Regions from separate parts of the Homo sapiens genome. Here regions 2 and 3 are each linked to region 1. The links are chromatin contacts, found by Hi-C or POLR2A ChIA-PET in ENCODE. All regions are on one chromosome and are shown on one strand. Each heading gives the region's core, a stretch centred on a gene start or an enhancer-like site at or near the end of the contact. The rest is flanking DNA. Distances are from core to core; before and after follow the strand shown.

Evidence for each region. Hi-C counts contacts between places; a loop is a spot of excess contacts on that map. ChIA-PET counts read pairs that join two places held with the same protein, here RNA polymerase II (POLR2A). Pooled maps may share reads with other maps.
Region 2: a map of breast epithelium shows a loop between it and region 1 (3-fold over the local background). The contact joins the enhancer-like site here to the promoter of MORC2-AS1 in region 1. A Hi-C loop is called at or near these places in 5 of 168 maps with a recorded cell type or tissue (Right ventricle myocardium superior, breast epithelium, heart left ventricle and 2 more) and 8 of 50 pooled maps. POLR2A ChIA-PET finds 5 or more read pairs at or near these places in 3 of 52 experiments (BJ, HEK293 and activated CD4-positive, alpha-beta T cell).
Region 3: a pooled map shows a loop between it and region 1 (2.0-fold over the local background). The contact joins the enhancer-like site here to the promoter of MORC2-AS1 in region 1. A Hi-C loop is called at or near these places in 1 of 50 pooled maps. POLR2A ChIA-PET finds 5 or more read pairs at or near these places in 5 of 52 experiments (AG04450, GM12878, HEK293 and 2 more).

Annotation. Positions count from the first base shown.
Region 1 is chr22:30,919,056-30,923,744 of GRCh38, reverse strand. It overlaps MORC2-AS1 (MORC2 antisense RNA 1), which reads right to left and starts at 1,437. Exons shown (of 2, transcript NR_026920.1): 1 at 1,230-1,437. LOC107985544 (a long non-coding RNA gene) reads left to right here and starts at 1,966. Exons shown (of 3, transcript NR_146603.1): 1 at 1,966-2,157.
Region 2 is chr22:30,609,161-30,613,507 of GRCh38, reverse strand. It overlaps TCN2 (transcobalamin 2), which reads right to left. Exons shown (of 9, transcript NM_000355.4): 2 at 2,445-2,637; 3 at 466-635. Among named protein-coding and RNA genes, the nearest start is that of TCN2, 4.2 kb to the right of the region's middle. RefSeq lists enhancers at 3,838-4,117, 3,892-4,186. Within about 2 kb of position 3,032, at least 3 of the 41 ENCODE cell types and tissues checked have a DNase peak (open chromatin) inside an H3K27ac peak, as active enhancers do; they include right lobe of liver, where a contact is called at or near this core.
Region 3 is chr22:31,312,057-31,316,383 of GRCh38, reverse strand. No RefSeq gene overlaps it. Among named protein-coding and RNA genes, the nearest start is that of PIK3IP1-DT, 21 kb to the left of the region's middle. Within about 2 kb of position 2,768, at least 17 of the 41 ENCODE cell types and tissues checked have a DNase peak (open chromatin) inside an H3K27ac peak, as active enhancers do.

The DNA.
Region 1 (4,689 bases), core at 188-2,687:
GCCTTACCAGGGCCACTGTTGGGTTCAGCGGACATTTCCTTCTTCAAGCTGGCAAGGCCTCAGACAAGTCACTGCCCATTTTGGCTCCTGTTCCTCCTCTAAAATAACGGAGTTGGGTGATGGCAGAGGCTTTCCAGCTTATTCAGCCTCAGGAGTACCTAAAATTTATCCAGAAGCCCATATGGAAAGCCAGGAGTCCTGGAGCTGCTCTGGTTGAAGCTAGGATGGGGGCCCAGAGCTCCCTGCTGTTCTTGACCCCCAAATCTTTGCTTCCAAGATTCACTGGCCCCTACCTGCTACCTGTAGGCCTTCACCTGCTTACTTGTGTCCGATGTAGGGATTATGGGCTTACTCAGCAGCCATCCTCATGGCCTAAACATTTGGCCAATTTCAGTGTCCCCGAAGGGTGAAGGAGGTCTGGGCTTCCATGGGGCCTGAACTGCAGGTACCTTCAGCACTTCCTGGGGTTCTGGACATGTCAACAGCTGCCCACCAAGGCCTGGAAGATAAGGAGGGCTCACACCACTAGTGCAAACTTGGATCAATGAGAAGGGAAGGATGCGACAGACGTATCCCTCCTCTTTTCTTGTCCCCTCTGGATTCTGTTGAGATGCTTCCAGGGATTCTCCGAGGCCCCTTCCTGCTCCAGTAACTGCAGGTTACTGGGGAAGCTGTGGCCAGCTCTAATCCCCTACTTTTTTTTTTTTTTTTTTTTGAGACAGTCTCGCTCTGTAGCCCAGGCTGGAGTGCAGTGGCGCCATCTTGCCTCATTGCAACCTCTGCCTCCAGGGTTCAAGCGATTCTCCTGCCTCAGCCTCTCTAGTAGCTGGAATTACAGGCGCGCGCCACCACGCCCGGCTAATTTTCGTATTTTTAGTAGAGATGGGGTTTCGCCATGTTGGCCAGGCTGGTCTAGAACTCCCAGTCTCGAGAGATCCATCTGCCTCAGCCTCCCAAAGGGCTGGGATTACAGACGTGAGCCACAGCGCCCGGCCTAATCCCCTACTTTGATTTACTGTCCCTCCCCACATCATTTCTTCCCTTATTGAAAGCTCTGGGTCCTCCCCAATGCCCCACCATGTAAACCAATCTGTCCTGCTGGGTTTGGGGCACCGCGGTGGGCAGGGGAGAACCCGTTTGTCAGAAGGTTCAGAGTTTCTGAGTTCCTCATGCTTAATCATCAGCGGCCACAGCACAACAGTGGCCGAGGGTGGGTTGTAAATTCTCACCTGGCCTAGAGGACGCAGCCACGACCCCAGCGCTTGGCCATCTCTGTAGAGGATTCGCGGGTGGACCATGCTTAGTCTAACAGGGTATGGTTATTAACGCCCGTTATGAACGGTTCATAACCAGCCAACGGTTATGAACTGTGGAGGGCTTCCGCAATCCCGCCACACGCTCGAGGCGGAAGCGACAAGACGCCTGCGTGGTTTTGCTGGCGCGCCGCACGTGCCCGTACCGTGACCTGCGCATGCGCTTTGGAAGCCTCGCGAGCTTCCTGCGGCACTCAGGGTTTGGTGCAGGTGCCTGTGGCCTTTGGGGGTTTCCTCGCGTCTTTTAGGTAGATGCTTCCAGGGATTCTCCGAGGCCTCTTCCTACTCCAGTAACTGCAGGTTTCTGGGGAAGCCGTGGCCAGCTCTAATCCCCTACTTTTTTTTTTTTTTTTTTTTTGAGACAGTTTCGCTCTGTCGCCCAGGCTGGAGTGCAGTGGCGCCATCTCGCCTCACTGCAACCTCCGCCTCCAGGGTTCAAGCGATTCTCCTGCCTCAGCGTCTCTAGTAGCTCCTTACAGGGAGAGCAATGGCCCACTCACACCCGAAACAGAGAAGCGAGGATTTTTTTTTTTTCCTGCAAGCTGCTGCGCATTAATTAAGTCAAAGTGCAGAAGAAATCTTTTCTACCCCGGCTTTCCAACTTTCCGGGGGTCATTAGGGAAAAACATTCGTTGAACAGATGTCCTTAGGGTCGGCGCTTTTATCTCTGAAAGGAAGAACACTTGGAAAGGAAGCTGCGTGTTTTTCCTCTTGCCCGGAAGAGCCAGCCTGTATGTCTCCCTTTTGACCCGAGGCCAAGCGCCTGAAGCCTCTTGGACTTAGTTAACATTAGTCCGTTTTCTATGCGTTTGTCCTTGGCTTGGTTTATGGTGTTTGTTGAAAGGTAAATGTTTTAAAGTTTTGGGGATTCCTATCATGCTTAGGGAAATCAATCCCCTTCTCTCTTCTCCCCTTCCCCCGATATTCTCTTACATTTTGTTGCAATGTTTATTATTTATTTTTTACTAGACAACCTATAGTCCTTATGGAATATATTTTAGTATAAGCTGTAAGGCAAGAGTCAAGCGTCTCCCGCCCCCAGGTGGAAATTAACTTATTCCAGCCCCACTTATTAAATGAGCCTCTTACTAAATGAGCCAACAGGTGTGGACCTGTTGAGTTTGAGATCCCGCTTAGACGCCAGTGGAGACATCTGTGGTCAGTTGCACAAGTGAGTCTGATGTGAGGGGTGAGGTTCTGGCTGAAACTATAATTTTGGGCGTCATCAGCATCTAAATAGATCAGTCTCCCTCACTTGTTAAAAAATGCTTTTCCAGTCTTAGAATGTATTCTCTCACATGAAATATTTAATCGCATTATCCAGTTCGTTCCCATCCCTGCCTAAAAGAAAGTGTTCCATTGGGATTTAAATTATAATTGCATTAAATTTAAATGGAAGTTTTGGGAGCATTGACATTTTTGTGATATTAATCCTCCCCCAGAGGATAAAAAATGGCTTTCCATTTACTCAAGACTTCTTTTAGGTCCTCCAATAAGATTTTATAAATTCTTTATACGGGTTCTATAACTTTCTGGTTAAAATTATTCCTAAGTGTTTTATGGTTTTTGTCTATTGTGATGGAATACTTTTTTCCATCTGTATTACTCATTGATTATTAATATGTAGAAAAGCTAATGATTTAATATAATTCACTTTCTGTCTTAGGAATTCTGGTAGTTTTAATAAGCCTGTTTTTTATAGATACAAATTTGCCAGTATACCAATTTATTTTGTCAGTTTGCTTTAGTTAGAACCTCTGAAACAATGTTGAATAATGATCCCGGGCTGTTTCTGATATGCGTGGAAATCCGCATGTGAGAGTTGAGCGGTGAGAGTTTCGGCAAGTGGCTTTTAAAATGTTGGGGTTTCCTTTAGTTTGTCTTGCGGCTGCTGGGACTCACCGGTAGTTGCCAGTCCTGCCTGAGTTGGGCGCCAGGGGGCAGCAGTCACACAGAATGAAACGTGGGCTGTGCCCCCTGGAAACTGGCTGAATTTTGTCAAATGCCTTTACACCTTCTATAAAAAAAAAAAAAACATAGAGTTTTCTCCTTTATGCTGCTGTTTTTATTTTCAATTAGACATTGAGTAGCTATGAAAGAATGCTGTATAAAATATTTGTAAAGGAGGCCTGAAGCGGTGGCTCACGCCTGTAATTCCAACACTTTGGGAGGCCAAGGTGGGCAGATTGCTTGAGCCCAGGAGTTGGAGACCAGCCTGGGCAACATAGCAAGACGCCATCTCCACATTAAATACAAAAATTAGCTGGGTTTGTGCTGAGGCCGAGGTGGGAGAATCGCTTGAGCCCGGGAGGTGGAGGCTGCAATGAGCTATGATCGTGCCACTGTACTCTAGCCTGGGTGACAGAGTGAGAAACTGTCTTTAAAAAAAAAAAAATTATAAAGCAGAAAAAGTATACATCAAACACCCATCACCTGGCTTGTTATATTATAAATCCCTGTGTGTCTTTCCTGGACCCCTTGTCTCCCTGCTCAGAGGTCACCATCATCCTGAATTGTGTTTATTACTCTTAGTATTTCATTTTATAATTATGTTTCTTTACTCTTCATTATATTTTTATGAGCTCTGTGTATTCCTGTTTTATTTTGCCCTAAGTGTTTTATTTTGCTTTGTTTTTGAACTTAGATGGACATAACGTTTTATTGTTTTGCGGTTTTCTTTTTTTTTATTTTCAACATTGTGTTCCAGAAAATCATCCATGTTGTTGGATGTAACTGTAATTTATTCATTTTCACTACTGTATAGTATTCTGGATGTTAACCTAAATAACAATAAAGAGAGGTTCTCAAAAGAAAATATACTTATTTAGGAACAAAGCATTGCAAATTTATGTATATATGTCTTTTCTTTTAGAGAGCCTCTTTGTTATTTGGGTTGCTACATCACTGCCGAATACTAGACAGTAATGAAAATGAATGAATTACACCTGCAATTGAACATAATACAATTTTAAATGCATTCCTCTGAGACTGGCAACTGTGCATTGTTTATGTCTCCTGTTGCATGTGTGCAGGACTTTCTCCCTGGGACAGCTGTCCCCAACATTTTTGGTACCAGGGACTGGTTTCATGGAAGACAGTTTCTCCATGAACTGGGGTGGGGGATGGTTTTTGGGATGATTCAAACGCATTACATTTATTGTGCACTTTATTTCTGTTATTATTACATTGTAATATATAATGAAATAATTATACAACTCACCATAATGTAGAATCAGTGGGAGCCTGAGCTTGTTTTCCTGGAGCTAGATGGTCTCATCTGTGGGTGATGGGAGACAGTGACAGATCATCAGGCATTCGATTCTCATCAGGAACATGCAACCTAGATCCCTTGCATGCGCAGTTTACATAGGGTTCT
Region 2 (4,347 bases), core at 1,783-4,282, 310 kb after region 1:
CAGGAGTTCGAGACCAGCCTGACCAACATGGAGAAACCCCACGTCTACTAAAAATACAAAATTAGCTGGGTGTGGTGGCGCATGCCTGTAATCCCAGCTACTCAGGAGGCTGAGGCAGGAGAATTGCTTGAACCCAGGAGGCAGAGATTGCGGTGAGCTGAGATTGCGCCATTGTACTCCAGCCTGGGCAGCAAGAGCAAACCTCCAACTCAAAACAAACAAACAAACAAAAAACAAAAAACCACGAAACACACCTGTCAATAGTATGTGTGCAGCGCGGGAAAAGCTGGGTCAAGGATGGCTATGGGGACAGGTTCGAGCCTCTACGTAGGCAGTGAGATGGGCAGAATGGATGGTGGGAAAGACGCCTGGGGAGAAAACCCAAAGTTCTGATTCTCATTGGAGAATATCATCTGATGAGCCCTCCCAGCTGCTCCCCACCCCCAGCGGATGGTGTCTGCTCACCAATGGCTCTCTTCTCATCCTCCAGGAACCATTTGAGCTGTGAGACCAGCCTGTCCCCCTTGTGGCCCCTGACAAACTCACAGTTGGCTCTGAGAGCGAGCAGGTAGAGGGCCAGCTGGCCCATGGAAGGCTTGCCCTGGCAGTCACCGTCATCCTCGCTGAAGGCAGACCTAGGACAAGGCCAGTTAATGCCTTTGTGAGAAACTGCCACCCCGTAAGCCTGCTTACAGCACCCACCCCACCCGCATCACAAAGCGGGAAAAAATCTTAACAGTGGGAAACTTTGATAAAAGCTCCAAAAGGAGGTGTGTTGGCTATGTTGTTGTGAGGTGTATGCCACAAATATTTAATAAAGATGAACAGTTAGATTCAAGAATAAACTCCAAGGGCTCCTGTGTCCAGATCATCTGTGCCTGCCCCACTATTTTGTCCATACTTCACCCATATGCCCCCTCCTTTTTTATTTTTTTATTTTATTTATTTATTTTCTTTGAGACAGAGTTTCGCTCTTGTTGCCCAGGCTGGAGTGCAGTGGCATGTTCTCAGCTCACTGCAACCTCCGCCTCCCGAGTTCAAGCGATTCTTCTGCCTCGGCCTCCCAAGTAGCTGGGATTACAGTTGCCCACCACCACCCTTGGCTAATTTTTTGTATTTTCAGTAGAGACAGGGTTTCACTATGTTGGCCAGACTGGTTTCGAACTCCTAACCTCATGTGATCTACCTACCTTGGCCTCCCAAAGTGCTGGGATTACAGGCGTGAGCCACCACACCCAGCCATATTTTTATTTTTTTTTTTTACTGAGATAGGGTCTCTCTGTCTCCCAGGCTGGAGTGCAGTGGTGCCACCATGGCTCACTGTAGCCTCGATTTCTCAGCCTCAAAAGATCCTCCCACCTTTGCCTCCGGAGAAGTGGGGACCACAGGCATGAGTCACTACACCTGGCTCATTTTTTTTCTTTTTCTTTTTTTTAAGAGATGTGGTCTCACTATGTTGCCTAGGCTGGTCTCAAACTCCTGAGCTCAAGCAATCTTCCTGCCTCAGCCTCCCAAAATGTTGGGATTACAGGTATGAGCCACTATGCCTAGTCTTCTTTTCTCTCCACCCCTGCATCCACTTCTCAAGAGGGAGTCTGAGAAAGAGGCACTCCATGGCTGATTCTTCGCCTCTCATTCAAACCCCAAAACAGGCCTCTCTGTGATGCCTCTTGAAAAGGGAGCACAAAGATGCTGCTTTTGGATTGGTGCAGTGGCTCATGCCTATAATCCCAACACTTTGGGAAGCCAAGACAGGCGGATCACCTGAGGTCAGGAGTTCAAGACCAGCCTGGCCAACATGGTGAAACCCTATCTCTACCAAAAATACAAAAATCAGCTGGGCATGGTGGCACACGCCTGTAATCCCAGCTATTCAGGTGGCTGAGGCACGAGAATCACTTGAACCCGGGAATTGGAGGTTGGGGCAAGCCAAGATTGTGCCACTGCACTCTAGCCTGGGCAACAGAGTGAGAGGAAAGAAAAGAAAAGATGCTGCTTCTGGGCTCAGTATGAAAGAATGCGGTCATGGATTACTGATGTCTGCCTCATGCATGGGAGGGGAGCATACAGAGTCAGATGCTGCTTCTAAGCTCAATGTAGAAGACTGCAGTCATCGATTAGTGATATCTGCCTCAGGCACACTAAGGGAGCATAGAGTCAGATGCTGCTCCTGGGCTCATCATCAAAGAGTATAGTCACGGATTAGTTATGTCTGCCTCAGACACATGATGGACAGTAGTAGCAAAAGGAGCCTTGCATTAGCATCTCTGATCTAATCCAACCAACCCCTTCATTCTATAGATGGACAAAGGTCCTCCATTCTATAGATGGAGAAAATTTGCCTAAGGTCTGCCCACAAAGTGGTGACAGGCCCAAACTAGTACCCAAGTTTCCCATCTCTTAGTATGTGGAGCAAGACATGGAAAAAGAGAGTGTGGCAATACCCTAGGAGGCACTGCTGGTAACCAAGCTTGAGGCTGTGCAGGTAGAGGTCTTCCTTGGTCCCAGCCTGCAGACTGGAGAGGCGTAGGCCCACATAGATGCTGGGGTTCAAGTGCTCCAGGGAAAGCCGGTCCATCCAAGGTAAGAGGTGCTGGCCCAACTTCTCTACCAGATGGCTGTCCATCTCTGGTATTTCTTAGAAAAGAAAATGGTACAAATGAGGTCACAGGGCCAGGCCACCAGCAAAGAAGTGCTTTGACGTTACCAGGGCCTTCTCCAGAGAATACATGTCCTCACCCCCACCTCCACCCAGCACACACCAACTTGCAGGGGGAAATGCAGCCATACTGAAAGGCAGTGGGAGGAGAAAAGAGGGGAAGCGTGTATCTCTAAAGAGCAGTTGGAGTGAGCCAGCAAGAGAGGTGGTGGGCTGAAGATAGAGGATGCTACTGCCAGGCAACCACTCTGCCCATCAGCAGTGACAGTGAGACTGGTGTGCCCGGGCACCTTGCCCAATCTCACTTGGTCCTCATGCCAGTCCTGTGATGTAGATACTGTCATCATTGCTTTGCACAGAAGAGGAAACAGAAGTTCAAAGTCGTGTCATGTCTTACACAAGGCTGCAGAGCCAAGGATGGACCTAACTGCAAAGCCCCCGCTCTTTGGTGCCCTGCTGAATGTGTGTGCTACCCGTTTACAAAAACATCAGCCCACATGCAGAACGTGTTACACATCAAATTTCCAAACAACGCAAACTTCCAGCTGGTGAATTGAGGCTGCCTGGTGAACTTCCTCCATGCAGATCTCAAAATAACGCCTTTCCTGCCATCTCTGTTTAAATGAAGAGGACCTGAGATTGTGAGATGAGCTCTTAGAAAACAGTCACAGCTTGCAGCCGTTTACCTGTTGCTGTGGGATTTATTCGAAGCTGTGCAACGAAAATACTCAAACACTCTGGAAGCGGAAGCCTTAGGGATAGTTCCAAGGGACTTGAGCTCAGCACAGGGTAGCTTAGAGTAGTTTGCCTCGGAGGTAACCTTGCACTTTCGGTCCCTGTTTACTGCCTCCCAGTTGCTGCTGGGCTCCAGCTGCCTGATGGTGGCCTTCACTGTGCCATATCCCAGGGGACCAGAACGAGGACCAGAGCTCCTAGAACAGCTCCATCTCTGTGGGTCTGGGTCCCACAACCTCGTGTCTGTTTTCCCGACAGCCCCAGATACCTGTTGCTATAAGGTGACCATCCACCAGCATGAAACCCTACATAATCCTTTGCTGTGTGGGCCCAGACCAAAGCACATGGCTGGTTTCTCACCAGATGTTAAGAGAGACTGGGGGGTTGCTTTTTTCCCTTTCTGTCACTGAGAACCATTTTTTGGTGCCTATCTCCATTTCTCCGTCTCTGTCACTCAATGTGTGAGGCTCTCTGGGTCTGTCTCAGTCTCTCTCAGCCTGTGTCTCTCTGGTCATCTGCCCCCCTCCTCACCTCTCTTTCCTTTTCCCTTTTCTTGAAACGCGCAAGGGAGTTCCCTGACCTCACCCCGGGCTCTCACTTCCAGCACGATGAGTCAGCACAGGGTTAGAAACTGAAAGATCAGGATCCAGCTGTAAAGGGAGAGACTGACAACCACAGAGCAACCTCCTTAGAAGGAAGGGGCCAGGCAGATTCACGCAGGGTAATAAAAGCAGCCTTGGGTGAGCTCTCGCCCTACCAACCCAGCCCTGCCAGCTAAGGGCTGATTGCTGTTGACATTCACAAGCACAGGAGCCAGACAGAGTGGCTCACGCCTGTAATACCAGCAGTTTGGGAGGCCAAGGTGGGAGGATCGCTTGACCCTAGGAGTTTGAAACCAACCCTGGGCAATATAGTGAGACCTCATCTCTAGAAGAAAATTAAAAAAAAAAAAA
Region 3 (4,327 bases), core at 1,519-4,018, 390 kb before region 1:
ATATCACACTGCCTTCATTACTGTAGCTTTATAAGTCTCAAAGTCAGGTAGTGTCAGTCTTCTAACTTCATTCTTCTCCTTCAATTTTGCCTCTCTGTATAAACTTTTAGAATCAATTTGTTGATATCCACAAAATAACTTCTGGGATTTTGATTGGGATTGCTTTGATCTATAGATCAAGTTGGGAAGAACGGACATCTTGACAATATTGAGTCTTCCTATGCATGTACCATGGAATATATCTCCATTTAATTCTTTTTTGATTTTGTTCATCAGAGTTTTGTAGTTTTTTTCATACAGATCTTGTACATATTTTGTTAGGTTTATACAAATTTTGTGGGGTGGTAATATAAATGTGTTTTTTATTTCAAATTCCACTAATTCATTGCTGGTATATAGGTAGACAATTGAGTTTTGTATATTGACCTTATAACCTGAAACATTGATGTAATCACTTATTAGTTCCAGGAGTTTTTCTGTCAATTCTTTCAGATCTTTCCTTTCCCTTCCTTCCCCTTCCCCTCCCCACTTCCCTTTCCTTTTTCCTTTCCTGTCCTGTCCTCCTTTCTTTTTTCTTTTTTAACATCTCCCAAGGCTTCATCATTCATCTTTCAGATTTTCTACAGAGATGGTCATGTCATCTGTGAACAAAGACAGCTTGATTTCCTCCTCCCCAATCTGTATACCTTCTATTTCCTTTTCTTGTCTTATTACATTAGCTAGGACTTCCAGTACAATGTTGAAAAGAAGTGATGAGAGGGCACACCGTTGCCTTGTTCCTGATCTTAGTGAGAAAGCTTCTGGTTTCTCACTATTAAGTATGTTAGCTGTAGGTTTTGTAGGTATTCTTTATCAAGCTGACGAAGTTTACTGAGAGTTTTATCATGAGTGGGCATTGGACTTTTTTTTTTGGAGACAGGGTCTTGCCCTGTTGCCCAGGCTGGAGTGTACTGGTGTGATCATGGCTCACTGCCATCACCATCTCCTGGGCTCAAGTGATCTTCCCACCTCAGCCTCCCAAGTAGCTGGGACTATAGGCATGTGCCACCATACTTGACTAATTAAAAAAAAAACTTTTGTAGAGATGAGGTCTCACTATGTTTCCTAGGCTGGTCTTGAACTCCTGGGCTCAAGCAATCCTCCTGCCTTGGCCTTCCATAATGCTGGGATTACAGGCATGAGCTGCTGTGCCTACCCCAAACATTTCTTTACCATGACCATTTCACAGCTATACTTACCTAAGTCTAATGGTAATATTCATGCCCTGGGGTTCTTCTGGATTCATTTCCCTTCCTTGTGTATTGGGGAAAGTCACGTGCTTACCCCTTTGTTCTGAAGTAAAACAAATGCCCATTTTCTACGTTCAACTTTAAGTGGAATTATGCTGGTGCTTGGGGCTTGGGATTGGAGAGAAGAGGAGGGGATCTGCCCTTGGTGTCTTGACATCATTAACCCTTTTCCTGATGCCCTCAGCTGGCTGGAGTCTGGAGAGATTCATTTGGCCACAGTCCACTTTCTGGGAAGTTTTGTGGAAAGGACAAGTAAATATAAACAACTGAGAAATGTGATCTAGAGGGTAGGTAGGTGTGAGGAATTCTTTTTTCTTTTTTTTTTTTCCAACTTTTAAGTTCAGGGGTACATATGCAGGATTACATAGAAAAACGTGTGCCATGGTGGTTTGCTGCACAGATTATCCCATCACGTAGGTATTAAGCCCAGCATCCATTAGCTGTTCTTCCTGATGCTCTCCTTCCTCCCCCGCCACACCGTCCAACAGGCCCCAGTGTGTGTTGTTCCCCTCTGTGTGTCCATGTGTTCTCATCATTCAGTTGCCACTTATAAGTGAGAACATGTAGTGTTTGTTTTTCTGTTCTTGCATTAATTTGCTGAGGATAATGGCTTCCAGCTCCATCAATGTCCCTGCAAAGGACATGATCTCATTCCTTTTTATGACTGCATAGTATTCCATGATGTATATGTACCACATTTTCTTTATCAAGTCTATCACTGATGGGAATTTAGGTTGGTTCCATGTCTTTGCTACTGTGAATAGTGCTGCAATGAAATGAAAGATACATGTATGCATGTATCTTTATAATAGAATGATTTCTATTCTTTTGGATATATACTCAGTAATGGCATTGCTGGGTCAAATGGTATTTCTGCTTCTAGGTCTTTGAGGAATCGCCACACTGTCTTCCACAATGGTTGAACTAATTTACACTCCCACCAACAGTGTAAAAGTGTTCTTTTTTCTCTACAACCTCACCAGCATCTGTTATTTTTTGACTTCTTAATAATAGCCATTCTGACTGGTATGAGAGGTGTGGGGAATTTATTGTTTTTACAGAGGGTGGAGAAGGAAGGCCCTGGCAGAAGCTCCACCCAGAGCTCCACAGAGTTGTTAATGGTCTTAAGAACTGGGAGATAGTACGGTCATGTAGCCAACGCAGGACTGTGAACTCTGGGGATGCTCCCATCTACATTCACCACCATTCTTACCAAAATAAAACAAACACTGTAGGTACTATGCCTGCATGGTGACTATGTCTGACCCCAGACTGCTTTGTCTTAGAAAAGGAGCCCATCTCCATTCTCAAGATAGGGTCTGATCCTCACATAATGACCAGCTCACTTATGGGCTCGTGTGGTCACGATTCTCATGGTCTACAGTGCTGCAGACCAGGAAGCTGTAGCCCCAATCCCTGCTCTCCTGATTTTGGCTGGCAGTGGGCCACCTTCCTTGCCCTTTACACAGAAAGCTGCACTTCCCAGAACTGTTTTCAACAAGCTGCTTTCCTCCTCCTCAAACCTGCCTGGACTGGTCAGGGCACTCTACCAACAATGCTTTGTTTTCCCTTCCCAAACTTGGCTCTGGCTCCAATCCTATCAGGGCACTTGTACGCAACTGCCCAGGAGCGACCAGCAGGGGGAGCCAGAAAAATTTAGATTTTTCAGCTAGACAAAAGAGGTCCAGGATAAAAGTTGTTTCTCAAGGCCCAGGTAATTTTCTCCTCATTTAAGTTACAGAGAACCGGCTGGGTGTGGTGGCTCACACTTTTAATCTCAGCACTTTGGGAGGCCAAGTTGGGCAGATCACTTGAGGCCAGGAGTTTGAGACCCGCCTGGGCAACACAGTGAAACCCTGTCTCTACAAAAAATACAAAAATTAGCCAAGCATGGTGGTATGCGCCTGTAGACCCAGCTACTCCAGAGGCTGAGGTACAAAAACCACTTGAACCCTGGAGGTGGAGGTTGCAGTGAGCCGAAGTCACACCACTGCACTCCAGCCTGGGTGACAGAGCAAGACCTTGTCTCAAAAAAAATCTATATCTATATCTGCATCTGTATCTGTATCTATATCTGCATCTGTATCTGTATCTGTATCTATCTATCTACCTACCTACCTACCTACCTATCTAGAGAGAACCAACCTACCTACCTACCTACCTACCTACCTATCTAGAGAGAACCAACCTACCTACCTACCTACCTACCTACCTACCTATCTAGAGAGAACCAAGTGTATTGTTAAAACAACTGCTGATTCTGAGGTTCAGATGAGCGGAAACCCAAATGGAGTTCATCCATTTAGTCATCAACAACTTTTTTTTTTTTTTTTTTGAGACAGAGTCTCGCTCTCTCACCCAGGCTGGGGTGTAGTGGTGCGATCTTGGCACACTGCAACCTCCGCCTCCCAGGTTCAAGCAATTCTCTGCCTCAGTCTCCTGAGTAGCTGGGATTTACAGGGGCCTACCACCACGCCTGGCTAATTTTTTTTTTTTTTTTTTTTGAGATGGAGTCTCACTCTGTCACCCAGGCTGGAGTGCAGGGGCGCAATCTCGGCTCACTGCAAGCTCTGCCCCCCGGGTTCACGCCATTCTCCTGCCTCAGCCTCCCAAGCAGCTGGGACCACAGGCGCCCACCACCACGCCCAGCTAATTTTTTGTATTTTTTAGTAGAGACGGGGTTTCACTGTGTTAGCCGGGACGGTCTCGATCTCCTGACCTTGTGATCCACCCGCCTCGGCCTCCCAAAGTGCTGGGATTACAGGCGTGAGCCACCGCACCTGGCCTGATTTTTGTATTTTTAGTAGAGATGGGGTTTCACCATCTTGGCCAGGCTAGTCTTGAACTCCTGACCTCGTGATCCATCTGCCTTGGCATCAACAACTATTTATTAAGTACCTACTATGCACCAGGTTAGACACTGTATGTAGAATAATTAAGAAGACTGCTAAAGTCCCTAACTTCATACATTATAGAGATGAACTAAGAGAGCTGGTGAGTGGAGGTCCAAGTCACTTTGACTTGAGTAAAGTGAAAAT